Linked DNA regions of Homo sapiens: region 2 is linked to region 1. The links are chromatin contacts, found by Hi-C in ENCODE. All regions are on one chromosome and are shown on one strand. The core of a region is the stretch at or near the end of the contact, and the rest is flanking DNA. Distances in the headings are between cores, read along the strand shown. Region 1 holds the start of MLKL (mixed lineage kinase domain like pseudokinase). Region 2 holds the start of TMEM231 (transmembrane protein 231).

Region 1 (2,700 bases), core at 182-2,681:
AGCAGATCAGTATACCCATCCTGCAGCTGCTATGAGTGTTGACAGCTAAACACTCACACAGCTTCCCCCTCGTCCAGAAGAATTGCCCTGGGCAGAAAGGAGGCTGCCTCTTGTTCCAGACCTTCACATTCCAGACCTCCCCATGGAGCCTCCACTGACTACATACTTGTTTCACTTTTTCTTCCTCTGCCCTATCATACCCACCACTCTCCTAAGAGTCTTCCTTCAATAAATCACAGGCACCTGTGTTACTTGTTGAAGGTGTCCAGGTTCTTGGCATCTTGAACAAAGAAATGGGCAAAATGCACAAAGCAAGGAAAGAATGAGGCAACAAAAGCAGAGATGTATTGAAAACAAAGGTACACTCCACAGGGTGGGAGCCAGCGTGAGCATAGGGGCTCAAGAACTCCGTTACAGAATTTTCTGGGATTTAAATACCCTCTAGAGGCTCCCATTGGTTAATTGGTGTACACCCTATGTAAATGAAGAAGATGAAGTGAAGTTGCTCAGTCACTTACTCAGTGAACGCCATATGTAAATGAAGAAAATATTTCCTGTCATAGCTGAAATGTGTCCATTTTATTTAGTTCTAAGAAGTCAGCGTGAATCAGCTTTATGTTCCCTGCCTGCAGACCCTATTCTCCTGCCTCACCTCAATCTCTTCACCTAAGACAGGAAGAAAACTGATGATGCAGGAGACGAAGAACAATAGCAAGGCGAAGAAATGAATCTCCAAGGCCGGCTTCAAGCGATTCTCCCCTCTCAGGCTCCCGAGTAGCTGGGATTACAGGCATGCACCACCACGCCTGGCTAATTTTTGTATTTTTAGTAGAGACAGGGTTTCCCCATGTTGGCCAGGATGGTCTTGAACTCCTGACCTCAGGTGATCTGGCCACCTCCGCCTCCCAAAGTGCTGGAATTACAGGCATGAGCCACCACACCCAGCTCCCAGTTCTGTTCTTTTAGAGGCAAATAGTCTGTTGAGTAAATGCATAACACTACTTAGACTTTCTAGCTGAAGATGTAGTTAATCTTAAGAAAACCTGACTCACACTGTAACAGGATGTTCTGCAATGACCTTAGAAGAGGAAGTGACTTTTTTCCCACTTTGGTGTCTCTTCCCTCGTACCCTCCCCACCCCGCCAATATTATCCAGCACAGAGAAGCAAACACCAGAAGCTTCTCTCCAACTTTCAGTTTTTCTCTAAACTTCCAGTCCTTCTCATACTGTGTCCTGGTTATAATAGTTGCTGGGACCTTATTCTATTCTGAATCCCCAGCCCCTAAAGAAGGCTTGGTACTGACGTGTACAGCGTAGTTACCCAGTGACTTTGGGGAAGGCAGGAAGAGTGTGGAAAGGACAGGAGGAAGGAAGGGAGGGGCCGTGGCTCCGAGCTGCCTAGAAAGCGGCTCCAGGGAGCCAGGGCACCGTGAGCCTGGTGGTTGGCAGCTGGAGCCACGTCGGAGGGGGAAGTGTCGCAGCATTCTCTGCAGGCATCACAGACCTGAGGCAGTGGCCTCCGGAGGGCACTGGACAGAAACAGCCATCCAAGTGGCTGAGTGGAGGGACCCTGCTCAAGTGCAGCTGCAGTGGCCGGGGTTTCCCTCAGGTAGGGATCGGGGCGCCTTGTCGCCGCCAGCCACGTGTGGCGTCCGGTACAGTCAGCAGAGTGCAGGGTGCGGGCACCAGGAAAGGGGGCGCAGGGGAACTCCCGCGGGCCTCGCGTTTGCAAACTTCTCGCCTGGGCAGGAGGCGGTCGTGGGAAAGAAGGTGGAAGAGCGAGCTTTTTGGAACTGTGCACGGGACAGATTGGACGCACACCCCTCGGGAGGCGCGAAGGTGAGCATGGGGTCTTCCCAGGAGGCGGCGGGGCCGAGGGGCTGCAGCCGAATTCCTGGACGGTGATGGGAAGAACCAGGGGTGAGGGTGGCCCGGTCCGAGTTCCTGGAACTCAGGACCGAGTTGGTTTCATTTCCTCAGCTCTGATGGTGGAGCTGCCTGCTCGGATCTCGCACTACCTTCCGCCAAAGCGAGACGCCCAGTAGCAGTGGGGGTCGTGGAGGGCAGGGGCACGGGAACAAGTTACCTGATGTCTTCTCAGAAAAAGGAAGTCTTCAGGTTTGCAGGCTGAAGGCGTGAGAGAGAGACAGAGTGAGAGAGAGAGAAGAGGGAAATGCCTGATAACCTTTACTTATTTTATTTTATTTTTATTTTTTATTTTTTGGAGGGAAGAGGTGAATTTGCATTGTTATTACCATTTAAAGATTTTTCACTTTTAAAATTAGTAACCTGTTTTCTCATCGTAACATATGAACATAATCCCCTTTTTCTTTTTATTTATTTATTTTGAGAGATGGAGTCTTCCTCTGTTGCCCAGGCTGGAGCGCAGTGGCACAATCATAGCTCACTGCAGCCTCCGAACTCATGGGCTCAAGTGATCCTCCAACCAGATCCTCCCAAGTAGCTAGGACTACAAGGTGCACATCACCACACCCAATTAAATTTTTTTTGTATTTTTTGGTAGAGCCAGGGTCTCGCTTTGTCACCCAGGCTGGTCTCAAACTCCTGGGCTCAGGTGATCCTCCTACCTCACCCTCCCAAAGTGCTGGGATTACAGGTGTGAGCCACTGCAGCTGGCCTGAACATATTCTTAGCTGTTTGTTTTACATATTATAAATAGCACTGCAGTGAACATCTCG
Region 2 (2,700 bases), core at 181-2,680, 860 kb before region 1:
TTTTTGTATTTTTAGTAGAGATGAGGGTTCACCATGTTGGCCAGGCTGGTCTTGAACCCCTGACCTCAGGTGATCCGCCCACCTTGGCCTCCCAAAGTGTTGGGATTACAGGCGTGAGCCACCGTGCCCAGCCATTCAGGGCCATTTGATGAAGAAATTGGCTGTGGACCATAGATTTTTTTAAAAAGTCCTTCTACCATGTTAGAAATATTGGTTGGGGGTGGTGGCGGGGGGGTGTAGGCATTCAATTAAGCAATAAGCCAGTGATCTTTGGGGAGGACCATATATTCCTGTAAAACTCGCGGCTGAGCTGTACCCAACACAGGGTTAACGAAGTGCATCAGAGCTTTGTAGTAATTCCACTCTATCCGTGGAAGAGCCAGGGGATTTGTGTTTCCGTGTCTGTCTTGCATGGGAGCATAGTGGAAGCAACAGAAAATCTGGGGGCAAAAGCACCTGGCTTTGATCTCAGCCCAGGACCAGGTCCAGGACCACGGCCAGGCTTGTGACTGACTGGACTTCAGTAGGAACCACACTGGGGGTTAACAGATGACACAAAAGCAGGTGTTCGTTCTGTGCGGGAGACGCGCTAGGGGAGAAGAAAAGGCACACACACAGTACCTTTAAGGGTAAGCAAGCTTTATCCCACGTAAATGGCAATGCAGATATTATAATAAGCAAATTAATATAATAAGCAGATTGATATAATAAGCAAATTGCAATGGGAAGAGGAGAAGGAAAAAGACATATATATATATATATTTACACTCACCAGACTATGGAGGATTCACCTCCAGACTGGGAAGCAACGACCTGGGCTCCAGAGCCGGCCACTCGTCAGTGCACAGACGAGGAGAGGTCTCATGAAGCTTTTTGGCGTGGTCTGGGACCCTAGATCTTTTTGTAACATGTTGTCTAGCATGAGGCCCAGTCACGAGGGCCCTTTGCGACTGGGCTCAAGGAACACAAAAAGGTCAACTTGTTTTTGCGATTGTTGTTTTTCAATAACTGACGTATAGGAGTAGACTGAAATAGAGATTTCTCCGAAACAGCGCTGGATGAACGCCTCAAGGGGCTCCCACAACCTGTTTAGGGACTTGGTGACCATTGTTTGTGTCCATGTCAGTTGAAATTTAAATATTTAGTTCTTCCTCCTCAGTGTTCAAGTCAACTTTTATGGGCATCTTATTTTACACAAATGTTAACACAGACAACAGCCACGACTCTGGTCCACGGAAACGTTCTATCGCCGCCCAGCCTTTACGCAAACGTACACAGCTCGAAAAGCTAGGCCGACCGTCCCCGGCAGCGCCACGCCCGCTAACCCCGCCCCCGCCACTGGCTCCTTTCGGTGCGGCCTTGCTATTGGCTCCTTTCTGTGAGCCGTCGGTTGCCGTGGAGACCGAGGCGATGGCAACCAGGAGAAGCCAAACTTGGTCCCCCGGCTCGCGGAGTGCCTGCGAGCGGTGCTCATGGCGCTCTATGAGCTCTTCTCTCACCCGGTCGAGCGCAGTTACCGCGCGGGGCTCTGCTCCAAAGCCGCGCTGTTCCTGCTGCTGGCCGCTGCGCTCACGTACATCCCGCCGCTGCTGGTGGCCTTCCGGAGCCACGGTGAGCCTGCCCCGGCCGCTGTGCCACGAGGCTCCCCGGGCGCGCTCGGCCAGGGCCGGCCTCCCTAACCGCCTCCCTACCGCCCTCTTTAACTCAGGGTTTTGGCTGAAGCGGAGCAGCTACGAGGAGCAGCCGACCGTGCGCTTCCAACACCAGGTGCTGCTCGTGGCCCTGCTCGGACCCGAAAGCGACGGGTTCCTCGCCTGGAGCACGTTCCCCGCCTTCAACCGGCTGCAAGGGGATCGCCTGCGCGTCCCGCTCGTTTCGGTGCGTGGTTCCCGCCTGGGCCTGGGGCAGAGTCGGGGATAGGGTGGGGATGGGGACTGGAATGAGGATGTGGGGCGAGCGGCCCCGGCCCTGGGGAGCCCAGCTTTGATCCTAAGGACTCGCGAACCCGCAAAGGTGGCGTTTCATCTCCTAGGACCTAGGGAATCGATCTTCTGTTTCATTCTGCTTCTCCCAGATGTCCCCGGCCCCCAGAAAGTTAGCCATGCTGTCAGCGTGTGCGCCCTGACACAGAGTCCAGAAGTGTGGGGGCAGCCTGTGTCTGCCCGGGTCACACCCGCGGGCCTGGCCTGATGGAGGGTGTTTGTGAAAGTCCATTTAGGAGCCTGGAAGGCCGCGCGCTGTTAATGTAGATAACCCCATTCTGTCGCGGCGTTTCTGCATCACACCACTATAGGAACGGAAAGGGCAGCATTTTTATGCAGACCTGACCCCTGGAAACCAAGGCGCTGATTGGTTAAGCGGCCTTCCCAGAACGCGCTGTGGCCGAGTCACGCCTCCCTGGGTTTGTCCCATTGGAGACTGCGCCATCCTGAAGCTGTCGGGATGAAATGGAAGCATGTTACTGTCTGTAATTTATTTATTTATTTTTAAATTTTTTCACCAGTAGAGCGCTGAGAGGAATCTGTAATTTAGTATTTGCTTTGAGATAAGCGAATGCTTCCTTTGTAGTCACTCCTTTTCACTCATTTTCTGAAAACGTTTTCCTTTAGAAGTATGAAACTTCTGGTTTTCCTTCTTTCAAATTCGAATCTCTTCAGACATATCTAAGATGATTGCCCTACAAGCCAACCTTGTATAGCT

The links. A loop is a pair of places that touch in the nucleus more often than their neighbours do. Pooled maps may share reads with other maps.
Region 2: a pooled map shows a loop between it and region 1 (5-fold over the local background). The contact joins the promoter of TMEM231 here to the promoter of MLKL in region 1. A Hi-C loop is called at or near these places in 9 of 50 pooled maps.

The regions. Positions count from the first base shown.
Region 1 is chr16:74,699,593-74,702,292 of GRCh38, reverse strand. It overlaps MLKL (mixed lineage kinase domain like pseudokinase), which reads left to right and starts at 1,431. Exons shown (of 11, transcript NM_152649.4): 1 at 1,431-1,840. RefSeq lists an enhancer at 1,528-1,977.
Region 2 is chr16:75,554,982-75,557,681 of GRCh38, reverse strand. TMEM231 (transmembrane protein 231) reads left to right here and starts at 1,430. Exons shown (of 7, transcript NM_001077418.3): 1 at 1,430-1,611; 2 at 1,709-1,878. The coding sequence starts at 1,473. RefSeq lists enhancers at 1,000-1,109, 1,140-1,219 and silencers at 1,260-1,369, 1,660-1,739.